2 separate regions of the Mus musculus genome follow, and region 1 is linked to region 2. Evidence: chromatin loops called from intact Hi-C (ENCODE). Cell type or tissue: left cerebral cortex. All regions are shown on one strand. Links, peaks and the distances in the headings refer to the core of each region. The heading gives the core; the rest is flanking DNA. Region 1 has its middle 28 kb from the start of Gm30442. Region 2 has its middle 3.7 kb from the start of Mir30c-2.

Evidence for each region. Peaks named below come from ENCODE experiments on the same cell type or tissue, not always from the same donor. Only the 100,000 strongest peaks of a DNase experiment are listed, where the experiment ranks them.
Region 1: a loop joins it to region 2, with 3 times the contacts of the local background. A loop is called at or near these places in 7 of 42 quality-filtered maps.

The regions. Positions count from the first base shown.
Region 1 is chr1:23,148,754-23,155,699 of GRCm38, forward strand. No RefSeq gene overlaps it. Among named protein-coding and RNA genes, the nearest start is that of Gm30442, 28 kb to the left of the region's middle. In left cerebral cortex, for the core only: no CTCF peak of the experiment used is centred there; DNase peaks (open chromatin) are centred at 3,191 and 3,507.
Region 2 is chr1:23,284,512-23,291,457 of GRCm38, forward strand. No RefSeq gene overlaps it. Among named protein-coding and RNA genes, the nearest start is that of Mir30c-2, 3.7 kb to the right of the region's middle. In left cerebral cortex, for the core only: a CTCF peak has its summit at 2,456 (motif pointing left); a DNase peak (open chromatin) is centred at 2,424.

The DNA.
Region 1 (6,946 bases), core at 1,651-4,150, 140 kb before region 2:
ATTGATTGATTGATTGATTTCGTGTATGTGGATATACTGTTGCTGGCTTCAGACACACCAGAAGAGGCCATTGGATGCCATTACAGATGATTGTGAGCCACCATGTGGTTACTGGGAATTGAACTCAGGACCTCTGGAAGAGCAGTCAGTGCTCTTAACCACTGAGCCATCTCTCCAGACCGTGTTTGTATTTTTTTGATAAAGTGACTGAGACAACTAGCATTCAGAATTACTATTGAAAGGTATTACTATTTAGAATTCCTTTGCTTAACCAATGTCTTAGCATCATTTTCTTTTCTTGCTGAAACTTTGTGGATGTGTTTATCTTTCTCTTCAGGCCACAGTGTCGTCGTCCCCCCCCCCCATCCCCCCAGCATTTTCATTAGGGCTGGCTTGGTGGCCACATTTCCTTTATCTTATTTTTATCATGGAAAGTTTTTGCTTCTCTGAAAAGTCAAATAAACAAACAAAACCAGAAGTTTCTTTAGATATGTTAAGCTGGGCTGGCAGTTATATATTTCACAGTCTGAAATTCGTCATTCTAAGCCATTTTAAGGTTTCAGTTGAAAAATCAGTTGCTATTCTGATGGCACTGCTCTTTCTCTCGTCCAGCTTTTAAATACTGTCTTTGTTCTGTACTTTCAGGGTTGTGACAGTAATATGCCACAGAGAGCTCCTTTCTGACTGGTCTGAATTGTGTTCTATGTATGTGAATAAAAGTCTCTTCCCTAAGATTTGGGGAATTTTCTCTTGTGATTTTATTGTATAAATAATGTGTATGCTTTGGGCATGAAATTTTGCTCTTCCTTATGCACAATTCATGGAATCCCAGAGTTCCTGCATGTTCCATTTGTACACTTAGAAGTTTAGCATTAACCTCAATTGAATGATCTAGTTCCTCTACCTTGACAGCATACAAACCATGATACTATGTCTTCAACATAACCCATTCTACTGTTGAGGGTTTCTACTGAACTTGTAACTTGGTGTGCCTAAAGAATCACTTTCCACATTCATTGCATTCAACACAGTGGAAACATTTAATACAGAAAACTAGTATTTTAAAAGTATTTTCTTCTGCTTTTTGAGATTATAGTATAATTGCATCATTTTTCTTTCCTCCATCCAGTTCCTTCCATGCAACCATCTCACTCTTTCTCAAAATCATGGCCTAATTGTTGTTATGTATATGGTAATCTATACATGTATATAGCTGAGTACAACCTGCTCAGTATGTGTAATTCTAATTGCTACTTGAGCTATTATATTTTTATCTCTATCATAATTTCTGTTTGGTTCCTCACCAATATTTTTATTTCTTCATTTAACTCTTTTTTATTCCACTAATTGACCTCATTATTTCACTTAGCTATTCGTATTCTCCCAGACAATATTGTTTCACCTTAGAAGGGTTTGAGCATATTTATAAATATGTATGTATTTTCATATGTCACTTTTATCAATGGCAATTACTATCAGACTGATAATTTTTGGCAGAGCTATTGTCATAGTTTCTCATGTTGTCTTATGTTTTGGTAATGGGATCTACTTATTTAGGGCTAGGTTATTGTCCATTGTTGTTGCTCTTATTCCATTTGGGCTATCTCTGTTCTCAGTGGAAATATTTGCAATGTTAAGGAGAGACAAGGATGCAGTAAGGTCATGGTGATGTTTTCCTCCATGAGACTAATGTTCTGAACACCAGACTGTATTCCTAGCCCAGCCCTGTAGGTTTAGGACTCTCTGCAGCAAGATTACTATTCACTGGCTAGTATCCACTGCTGTAAGAGTAAGTTACCTACAAAAAATGACATTTGTTAATTGTTCTTAGAGAGTAGAGACTTGGTAGTACCATGTATCCTAATACATCATTTATTGTGGGCATGAGTGGAAAAGAAAACAAAGGAAAAGAAAAGAGAAGAGAAGAGAAGAGAAGAGAAGAGAAGAGAAGAGAAGAGGAAAGGAAAGGAAAGGAAAGGAAAGGAAAGGAAAGGAAAGGAAAGGAAAGGAAAGGAAAGGAAAGGAAAGGAAAGGAAAGGAAAGGAAAGGAAAGGAAAGGAAATATACGTAAATATTAACAGCAAGAGTAGCAATTAGTATTCAGCTGCTGGATAGGAAGTGTACAAGGTGACATATACAGGAGTAGGAATAATAAAAGCAAAGAAAAATTTGCAAGGGAGAGGAGTTATGGGAGTTTTGATTAATAGTAGACTAAAGAAGCAAGGAGGAGAAAGAGATACTCAGATATCGAAAGTCATGTCAGCCTCTGGACTTTAATAGACGTATCAGGAAGAGGAAAAGATATGGTGTATGAGGAAAGAAAGAAGAACATGTAAGGAAGGAAAAGAAACTGAAATAACGTGCTGTGTTAAAGGTATGAGCAGTAGCAGACAGTGCTACCTTGCTGCATTGACCTCTAGCATTATATAGATAAGGAATAGCTGAGAGGGTTTGAGAGCTAGGTGGCAATGCATGATAATGAAATCACTAGCCCAAGTGTTAGTTTGCTTCTCCAAGATGCTACAGCTCTGTTGTGTTGTCTGTCTTCCTAAACTTGTCCCATGTTGATTTTTACCACTCCCATAGTTCCTGGGAATTCCCAGCTTTGCTTTTGTGTGAACTTTTTTGCAAGGTGTGGTAGGGGTTGGCTCTGTTCAATGAGTCCAGAGAGCTGAGATGAACCCTGTTATATGGTCATATAGCAGAGATAGATGGGTGGATAGATAAATGAGATAGATAGATAGATAGATAGATAGATAGATAGATAGATAGATAGATAGATAGATAGATAGATGATTAATAGATAGATAGATGATTAATAGATAGATGATGGTTAGATAGATAGAGAAAGATGGATAGATAGATAGATAGATAGATAGATAGATAGATAGATAGATAGATAAATAGATAGATATCCACTTTTACTGTTTGAGATGGGTTTTCACATTGAACTTAAAGATTACCAGAATGACTGATCAATTATCTTTAGGCACACCCCCATCTCCACACCCCCAGCATGGAGTAACAAGTGCACTCAGCTTGCCTGGCTCTTTTTATTCTGGCGGTTCTGAGGATCTTCACTCAGGTCTCCATTGCAGCATGTGCTTTCCCTAGCAAACCATCTCCACATTTCCAGGGGTTTCTAACTGTTCTGGTTCCTGCTGAGAAAAATTCTATTCTGGGCTTCCAGGCTTCCCTTTGCTTATTCCAGAGATTCCCCCATCCTCACCACCTTTCTATATCTCAACAAAAGCAGCTCCACATTTACATATTTTAGCCCACTCTGTGAGATTTTATTTAAGGCACAGTTTCAATTTTAAAATGCTAAGTTATTCCAATGCACCTCAGGTAGCCTTTATGCAGCAAGCATTCTGAACATCACTTAATAATTCTCCCCAAAATCCTAAGTTGAATTCATTGTGTCTATTTTACCAAAAGGAAGAAAATAAGATTTTAAAAGGCATTGTGGGAGGAAAAGAGGAGAAAGGAGTGGGGAGAGATGGTTTTGAAATTGTTACGCAGCATGCATCCAGCAAGTTCTACAGAAGGGCAGTGATCCAAGAGTGTAGTGACAACTTTGGATATTTTGTTTCTTTGAAAAAAAAAAACAGAAATATTATGAGAAAGTGTTTTCATTTTAATCCCAGGTGTGGTGATATAAGGATACTTAGAACTGTCCACAGCAGCTGACTATGATTTGCCTCATGCTCCAAAGAGGTGTGGTTTTGCCAGCCTGCTGCAGATAATTTCTGCAATTGTGTGCCACTTGGAATTCCAGGAACATTTTAGAAGGTATATAAAAGCTAGGACCCCACAGGTGGGGTTGTTGGTTGTTGGCCATTCAGGTATTGGCTGTGGTTTGTTAGTTATAGTCAAAGAATAAACAAAAGAAGTTACATTCAAAGATCTCTATCACTCTCTTTCCCCCTTATCCTTCTTTCTCTCCTATCTAGTTATAGGGGTGAAACTGGTGGGATAAAGGGGTGGAAAAAGAAGAACCCACACAACATCAAAGGCCAGATACACAGGAGTCAATCTCAAAAGAAGAGAGGCTGAAGGGATTTGATAGGAAAGCAAGCTAGAGGTTTCTATGAGAGTGAGCCAAATCTCTGGAAGCAGCAATGAGGAAGAAAGATGTCTGCTTCCCTCCCAGAAGAGGCAGGAGGGACGTGGGAGAAAATGTCACTTCTGAGGAGAACTATACCAGTCTAAAAAAAAAAGGAAAATTTCAGAAAAGTAGAAACAATATGGAGTTGTGATGGCTGTCCAAGAGGTGGTGAGAGGATTTTAGAAACTTAGGGAAGGTAAGGAATGAGGTCAGAAAAAGCTGAAGAGCCTTGAGGGTTCCAGTGGTGGCTGAAGGAACAGAAACTTAGGGGTTGATTCTATTAAACTGTGGGTACCAAGAGAGGAATAAACCCCTGAAAGCCCAGACAATTAGGATTTCCTCTTGACAGTGATTGGATAGTTAAGTCTCTATAGAGTGTTCATCCGCCTGCATCATCTCCCAGTGCAAACAAAACTTGGTCTTACAAAATATTAATCCAAGTGGTAAGAGAACTACCTCTCAATCCCCTTTCAAATTTTCCATGGTAAGAGTTTACGTCTAAGTCTAATTATCTGTGACTAGAACCAAGAGGGCATCCTGTAATGGAGGGAGAGAGAAAGGTGATCTTTCCACTGGCAGACACTCTAACAGGTAAGTCCCAGGGGTTTGATCAAAAAAGTTTGAAAAGATGAAGGTAAGACTTTCATCAGTCACTGTAAGGTGACACACATATCAACATTGATGGGAAATGGTACACAAGACTGTCCAACATTTTTGTTGGCCCCTACTTGGTGAAAAGTTTGACAGCAAAGAACCTTCAAAATCTTTCCCTTCTCTGATCTCCAAGAGTGAATGTTTTATTACCAAAGATGAATTAAGACTTTTAGTGATGTGGGATTGTAAGAGGAGAGAAAGGAAGGTGACCTGAAAAATGCTAAAGGGCTGTCAGAGAAAATAAATACTTGGACATATGTAGCTGCATGGTAAACAGAAAAAGTAGGTGAGAGGAAAATGTGGCTTTTAAGTGCTGTGTATATGCCCTCTTATTCCCTGATGTTCAATAACAACAAGAAAATAATGTCAACCATTTTTAAACATTTCTGGTCACTGGTGGATATTCTTCTACTGAGACACAAAACTCAGGCCAGGCCACATGGATTGTGGCTTTGCTGAATGTCTATGCCTTGGGAGAAAGCTAGGCTCCTTTAAGCAGGAGGAGAGCAGAAGTGCAGATGGCCCAAGCATCACCTCATGCATCTGGATATACACACACTTGGAGTTCAGGTGGTCAGGGCCAAACAGGTACTTATTATATGAAAACAAACAACAACAAAAACCACGGAGTAAACTAGTCACATGCACACTGAAGGAAAAGCAGATGTGGTAGGCTGAGCCCTGCAAGACTCACCACTGAAACACCTAGAAAGAAGGAGGAAACAGTAAGTAGGGATAGCAAGAACTATGTAATTTCATAGGAAAGAAGCCAGAAAAGAATATTCTAGCAACGAAGAAAGTGTAAAATAATTTGAGTCTTAAAGAACTCAAGCTACACAATTTCCTTCCTACATGAGATTAGCATGCATGGCTACTTCTTTGGTGGGTGTCTGGGAGAACATCTCCTGGAAAGCTCATGTCAAAGACAGCTGGCTTTGTTGCAGAAGCTATTTCTTTGCTATAGGTGGTCTTGCGTTCTCAGTGGGTACAGGAAGGATATTTTCTGAAAAGGGGGAAATGGTTATAAGAAGGAGTTTTCAAAAATGTCCTCTTTTTTATAAATGCAAATGTGTGTGTGCGCGCGCAGACATACACATAAGCAGAATAATTAAAACCTTATTTTGAAGAAATGGTATAACATGATTGGGGAAAGTTTCCTTAATTAAAAATAAAATGTTGAAAATACCGGGGTATGTTAGGACTTCAGAATAAAATGGTAGATTAGAAACTGCCTCAATGCAACCCAGTGAAAGAAAAGATGGAACAGAAAACAAGGCCCTGTCAGCAAAATCTTTCTGGCATATGCTATACTGTCTGGGTTTGGTGGCTGATTATGGGATGGATCCCCGGGTGGGGCAGTCTCTGGATGGTCCTTCCTTTCTCAGCTTCGATCTTTGTCTCTGTAACTCCTTGCATGGGTATTTTGTTCCCCATTCTAAGAAGAAGAGAAGTACCCACCCTTTGGTCTTCCTTCTTCTTGAGATTCATGTGTTTTACAAGTTGTATCTTGGCTATTCTAAGTTTCTGGGCTAATATCCACTTATCAGTGAGTGCATATCATGTGTGTTCTTTTGTGATTGGGTTACCTCACTCAGGATGATATCCTCCAGATACATCCATTTGCCTAAGAATTTCAAACATTCATTGTTTTTAATTGCTGAGTAGTACTCCATTGTGTAAATGTACCACATTTTCTGTATCCATTCCTCTGTTGAGGGGCATCTGGGTTCTTTCCAGCTTCTGGCTATTATAAATAAGGCTGCTATGAACATAGTGGAGCATGTGTCCTTATTACCAGTCTGGGTATATGCCCAGGAGAGGTATTGCTGGATCTTCCAGTAGTCCTATGTCCAATTTTCTGAGGAACCGCCAGACTGACTTCCAGAGTGGTTGTACAAGCTTGCAATCCCACCAGCAATGGAGGAGTGTTCCTCTTTCTCCACATGCTCGCCAGTATCTGCTGTTACCTGAATTTTTGATCTTAGCCATTCTGACTGATGTGAGGTGGAATCTCAGGGTTGTTTTGATTTGCATTTCCCTGATGAGACCCTATTCCTATAAAAGGAGCTGAAGGAGAAAGCAATACACCTAGGTAAAATATTCCACAGGAAAACATCCAGAAGCCATCTGCCTCCCTGCCACACCAAGCTCCATATGGAATGGATATATCATTGTTGGCTTCTG
Region 2 (6,946 bases), core at 1,443-3,942:
TCCTTCCCTGTGGGAAAAGAGGCAGAAACACATAGCTTGCATATTCTTTCAGCCTCTCAGCTGTCTCTAGCCACCCAAGGACACTTCAGCACTGGGCTTAAGCAATTAGATTTGGAGCCAGTCAGGGTTTTGTGTACATATTTGAACTTCTGTGTGTGTGTTGTGTGTGTGTATGTGTTGTGTTTGTAATGAAAAGGAAAAAGGAAAAATAATGAACTGAGTTAGAAGTTTTGATGTTTAGATGAAAAGATGTTCCTTTGCCACAGTGCTTTTCCTCATAAGTTAATTTTTCTAGTGGAAATAAGTTTCTACCTTTAATGTAATGAAAAAGGTAAAGTGGTAGATCTAATGTGTGTCATATGACGAAAAAAACATTCCTCACTAAGACAGTGCCCAAAGTATGCCAGTGCTCGGTTGTTGTATAAGCTTAGCACAGTTCTCTTCCCTTAGCTCCCCTAGGTTCTGTTTTTCATCAGAAGAAAACACTGTCATGTTAATATACAATAGCCACAAAAATCCTGCCCTAGCCTACTGCCCTTGGTGCTGTGCTGAGAGATCACTGTCAGATTTCCTAAAATGCAAGGTGGCCTCTGTTCTGTTTTCATCAAATATAGTAGGTTACCCGAGAAATATTTGCATTGCTGCTGCTGCTTTTAAAACAACTGCTTACTGGGTAGCAGCAAACACCTTATGTTTATCTCTTCAAAAAGAATACTTACTTATCATAGAACTCAGCATCATGAGGCTGTGAGATCTCAGTCCTTCTTTGTCATAAAAAGTTACATTGAGAAATAAGAAAAAATCCACAAAGGAAGCATGCTTTACCACACTACTGTTCAAACATAAATGTTTTAGGTTTTTACCTATGTCCTTTCTGTACCTATGTCCTTTCAGTACTGGTCCATTTTTGTAGCCCTGAAATTGTATTATATTGAAAGTAACAGTATATTTAAGCAGTGTCATAAATAGGTATCATATAAACAACTTAAGTGAATCTATTATATTGACACTAGATATTATGTCAAATTACTCTTGAAATTGCATTTATTTTGATTAATATTATGTTGAGTTTTTTCTATCACTTTGCTATCCTGATAAGTTATCTTAAAAATATTAATGAGTCAAAAGTAGAGGTTTTTTTGTTGTTGTTGTTGTTATTGTTGTTTGGTTGCTTAAGCATAACAGATTTGTGAGCCATGCCGGATTGTGTGTGTGTGTGTGTTTGTGTGTAAAAATATTAGCTACAAAATGCTAACTCAAAATGTTTATTGATCTCAGTTTTGGTCACTACAAAACCTAATGATCTTTGCATTTTGTTATTTGACTTCATATAGCTCTAGCAGCAAGCATTCTTGACTTGACAATGACCTGTTTTAATACTGATTGACAGCAGTTTATAAAGACATTGCATGATCTCCTAAGAGGTACACACAATGGCTACACATGTAGAAGATTATACAATCTAATGCAGCAAATAAGGTTTGATTGTTACTCACTATGACCTTAAAATTTAAAAGCCAGTACAGTGCAGTGATAGTTGTTTTGTCATTCACAAGTTGATAAGAGCTAACTGGGTATAATGGAAAAAGAAGCTGAATAGATTAAAGCTTAAACAAAAGAAAATATAGCAGCCATGAATCAGAGGAACCATATAGGTTGAGTCTAGCTTTATACAGTCACATTCATACTTTTGGGTTAGACTTGCTCTACGTAGTGGTGTTGTTGAGTTTAGGTCTGTGACTTTGGTATTTGTTTGCATTTCTTTAGCCTTTCTTTTTTCTGCTCTTTATGTAATTATTATTACTCTTGCGGGGGGTAAGGGAGTAGGCATGCCTGCTACACATGTGTGTGAGACTTTATGAAATGGGTTCTTGCTCCCTTCATCTTTCCATGAGATCCAAGGATTAGACTGAGGTCATACGGATTGCACAAGAAACACTTTCCTGGGCCCTCTTTCCAGCTCTGCCCCCTTTTAAATCTTAGATAACTTTTAGCATAGCATTTTAATTCTGTTGCCTTTTTTAATGCTGTATTTCCTGGCATTTTTATAATATTCACTAAAGTTATTATAATATGCTTCTTTAATTTGTTATAATCAGTTTAAGATCATTATTAATGTAACACGGATTAAACGAGTACTGAATGATCACTTGGGCGCCTTCACTTTGAATCTGTCTCCAAGAAGCATCGCCATAGTGTGACCCCTCAGGCTTGCCTACTAAAAGTCAAAACTGAACATACAAATTGAACAGCTCTTGACCTCCAAAGAAGATTTAATCATTTATAGCATCTACTCCTGTTTACTGTGCAGTTCTTTAAGCTGAGGTTTGCATATTCTTTCCTGGTTAGATTAGGCAGCCACTGTGTGGCAGTGTCAGCCACCAACACTGCAAACTGTGCTTGAGCTCACTCCTGCAACGTGAAACTCCCATTTCTGCCCCGTCGGGCAGAGAAGCAGTAGTGCTTTGGGTTCTAGTGACACCTGCTGGTACTTTGTCTTTTTTATTTTCTCTAGACTACTTTTTGAGAAAGAATCATTTAATCCATTAGGATGTCATAAAAGGCCTCCTTTTTCTGTGACTATTAAGCTTTGCTATGGTTGCTAGAAGCAGCAACAAACGCTTGGACTTTACATTTGGCTTAAGAGAAAGATCTGTCCTCTTCCTACAGGAAGGATTAGACCAAAAGAATGAAGACATTGTTGAGTGGTAAATTTAGAATGTTTGTATAATAGTATCACAGAAAGTGCTTATAAGGATAGGTACTCTAAGAGAACATGCCTGGGGCATCATAGGATGTTACTATGTTATTTAATCATTTTATAACACCTGAGGTACTCAAAGGCTAGTTTAGCAGTTTTACTCCATTTCTGGTGATGTTACAGTTTCAGATGAATGCTGAATGATGAGAGAATTCCAGTCACAGAGCACTGATGTAATTTTTATACTTGTATAAATATTGCAGGAATAGATTCTCTTTTTAAAAATTAGTACTGACAACAAGGTTAAAAATCTTTGAGCCAGGCGTGGTGGCGCACACCTTTAATCCCAGCACTCGGGAGGCAGAGGCAGGCGGATTTCTGAGTTCAAGGCCAGCCTGATCTACAAAGTGAGTTCCAGAACAACCAGGGCTACACAGAGAAACCCTGTCTCAAAAAAAAAAAAAAAAAAAAAAAAACTTCTTTGTTACTCAGCCCCTCCTTTGTCCTTTCTCTGGTCACATTACAGCTTTCACTTTCCTGTGCTTTCCAGGTAACCATTCCCAAAGCACCTGCACATAGTTGGTTGATGGATTATAGACTTGAAACAAAATAGCTAGTATTTATCAAAGCTACTGTTTGTTATACTGAAGCCTTCACTGAAGAGACAGAATAGTTTCAGCATCCTAAGTCATGCCATTAGCCATTTGCTATTCTATCAGAGCAACAGTTCTTTCTAAAGTTGTTCCAGTAGCAACTATAGTAAATGCACAAGATTTACCTAAAACATTGATAGGACTACAATTTTCCAATTAAATTAAAAAACAGTGATTAAGTTTTATAGTTGTCTAATAAGTGTTCCAATTTGGCAACACTGATCAAAATACCTTCTGTTTGGCTACTGCCATACCCCCCTGTCCCTATGGCCATAGTCAGAACTAGCTAACTTTTCAACATAAAAATCCACATTTGTTTATTGTGACTAACAATGTCAAAGTGACCTGTGTTTACAGTTCATGTGGAAAGAGGATTAAAATTGGGTGTGACAATTTTATTTGAACATTTTCCATTTACACCATTGAAAAAATACATATATCATCATTCAAACCTTAGGGTTTCATAATGTTTGATTATTTTTTGGATGTGTTTGTTTTTAACTTGAGATTTCCCACTTAAAACAGCAATAGTATTTTTTAAATATAAGATTCAATTATATTAAATTCATGTGTTTTTTCTTCTACGAACAATAGCTTAAGTAAAACAAGCATAGAAGAGAAGGTGGTGGGAATGAAGATCCCAACGTTTAAGGAAAATGTAATCAGATATATTACATGAGGATAGTGGCCTCCTGACTTTAATCTGTTCACAGAGTTTCCCAGAAGATTGTCTATTCTGTACACTATAGAATTTGCTATGTCTTGGTTTAAACAGTATGATTTCAGTTATACCAAGAATCTAGACAGAAAATCCCATCAAGCAGTTCTGGATGGGAGAAGGGAACCTTTTCTTTGAGATGAACTTAAGAAGTTAATGAAACAGTGGACTTTTTCTTTTTTTTTTTTTTTTTTTGAACAAAGAATATTTTCATTAAGCTAGAGAACTCTTGCGTGAGATAAAGCTCCACATTTTGTGAGGATAGTGTTTTACTGACTCCACAAGAACATATTGCTGGTTATGCACATATTGTAACAATGCAGTGAGGTACTGAAACTGCAGTTAGCATCCAGGGAAGAGCAACACAATAGAATAGGAAAGGTGAAGTTGTGATACATGAAAGTTACTGTTAGGTTTTGTTGTGACTTCTTCATAGTTCCTTAGAAATTCCCATGTAATTCATTGTTCCTCACAGATTTATTTACTACATTGTAGATATTTGGATTTGGGGGTTATAACTAGGGGCTAATGATCCCCTACTCTTAGAAAATAAAATGTATGTAGTATGCATGGCTGGTGTATGCCAAGCCACACATGAGGAGGCCAGAGCACAGCTTAGTAGAGTTGGTTCTCTCCTTCCATTTTGGTTGGGAGTTATACCCAGGTTTTCAGGTTTGGCAGCAAGCACTTTTGTATGCCTTAAACCATGCTGCCAGACCATGTGCTCTTCTACATGGATGGGCAAGATGAAAGTGACATGAAAAGTTATAGGCAACTTAGCCTAAATGAAGTATATGCAAAGGAGAGGGCAGAAGGTGCAGTAACCGGGAGATAATCAGAAAATAGGAGGTATCTGATGCAAAGACGTCACTACCTGCCTAGATGAAGGATTCTTCAGGAATTAGAAATGCTCATGGCTAAGTCCTGGTATACAAGATAAGTCAAGCTTCAAAGGGTTAACCATGGTTGTCTCTGTATTGTTTATAATTACTTTAATTCTGGTACATTTGGGGTTTTTTAAATGAGGATTAGGAAAGACTAGTATATATCTTGAAATGTTAGATGTAGTGTGTTCTAGGGATTTTAAAAATCAGGTAATGGCCAAAAAAAATGATTTTATGGGGGGGAGACAGTATGCCAGGTTTATAGCTTAAAAACCTCAATCTAGTTGTTGGCACAGGGTAGGGTGGAGGAAAGTGGTGAGGTGATTTAAATACAGAGCCTTACCAACTGCCACTGGGCTCAGATACACACTTCGGGGGCTTTATTATTATTATTATTATTATTATTATTTAGAACTGAAAATGACCAAGTTTTCTTTTCCAGGAAGCTTTGGTGATGCTTAAAGACCAGAACTAAAGTTATGTTCAAGATTATGTTTAGTTCTTACAGACTGTTTGACAGTTTAAATCCTTAAATGATTGTGATTAAGGCAGTTTCCTTTCATTCCTGTCCATTTTTAAACTGTTTACATGGATGTCTCTGAAGTTATTTTTCACCCTGACTTTTCTTTATTTGGAATCCATCAGAGAAATAAAATTTAAAAATCAGGTGGTTCTCAGGGAGGGTTAACTTTCCCTAAGATCTTGCTGTCACTTAAGAAAAGGTTGGCTAATGTAATCACTTCTCCTCCTAGCCATGAATGCCATAGAAAAGTATAGCAGCTGTACTTTGAATTACTAGGCAATTACAAAGACTGTTTCTGGAATGGTTGTTCCTTTTCTTCTTGTTTTAAGAAATTTATATTCTTGAAGTGATTAGATTGCCAGATATTAGATAGCATCATTCATATATTTATTCTTTAAATACTGTTTATACCCAATAAACCCTGGTTCCATGTTATGGATTTTCATCAAATAGAATGAAATTGAGTAAAACTAAACTAAACTTCCCAGGAAACTTGGTTTTATAGAGAGATAGGAAATAGCAATACTAACAACAATGAACTATGAGTTGGTTATAGATAAACATTCAAGACATAATGATGGAGAAAGGACAGAATAGGTAGTTCCTATGGGGTGACAGGGCCCAGATTTTACCAGAGATCAGTGGAGGCTGCTTTGGAAGAGAGATGCTAGATTTGAGATTTGAGACAGTATGGGACTAGTTAGTCTCAATTACCATTTATTTTAGGGCTGATTCTTGACCCACTACTGCAGTACCTCCTACACTACGATTGATGCATCTATCCTGCAGATTAGGTTGTTTTGAGGATTGAGATTGGTAGTATTCATTTCTCCTTACCCAGCATTTTACATCACTGCTGGTATGTGGCAAGTACATACAAATGTTTATCTAATGCATGAATGAGTGATTTGTGTTCACACTGGTTCACAGGTGGTAGTCTCATCATGTAGGCTTGTTTTGTAATGTTTTATATAAGCGATGACTTTCTTCTTTGCTATCCAATAGATCAATTTAGTAAATCAACTCTATTCCAGGAACTGTTTGAATCATTCATTATCAGAAAAGAACTTAGGAATTGACTGGCTCCATTTATGTGTATGCCTCCAGTTATATATTTCTTTCCACATACAACATTTTAAATTTTCTAAGATTATGCTATATTTAGTGTACCAGCTTAATGCATTATTTTATATCCCAACCAACATGTTTACTCTGCTCATTGGATTGATTTATGACTTCATAACCCACCAATAAGATAAATGGCTGTCAGTGATTAAACTTTTGTATAGTCTTATGTCTGCAGATATAATTGAACAGTTGTTCTCAGTTCTGTTAGGAGTGAAGCAGAACAAAAATCATATAGCTGAGACAGCGAGAAGGTAGACTTGTTTTCCTAAAGTTAGAGAGCAGGGTAGTAATTCGAAAGGAAATTCCTCAGACCATTTTGGGAAAGCATAGAAATGCCTG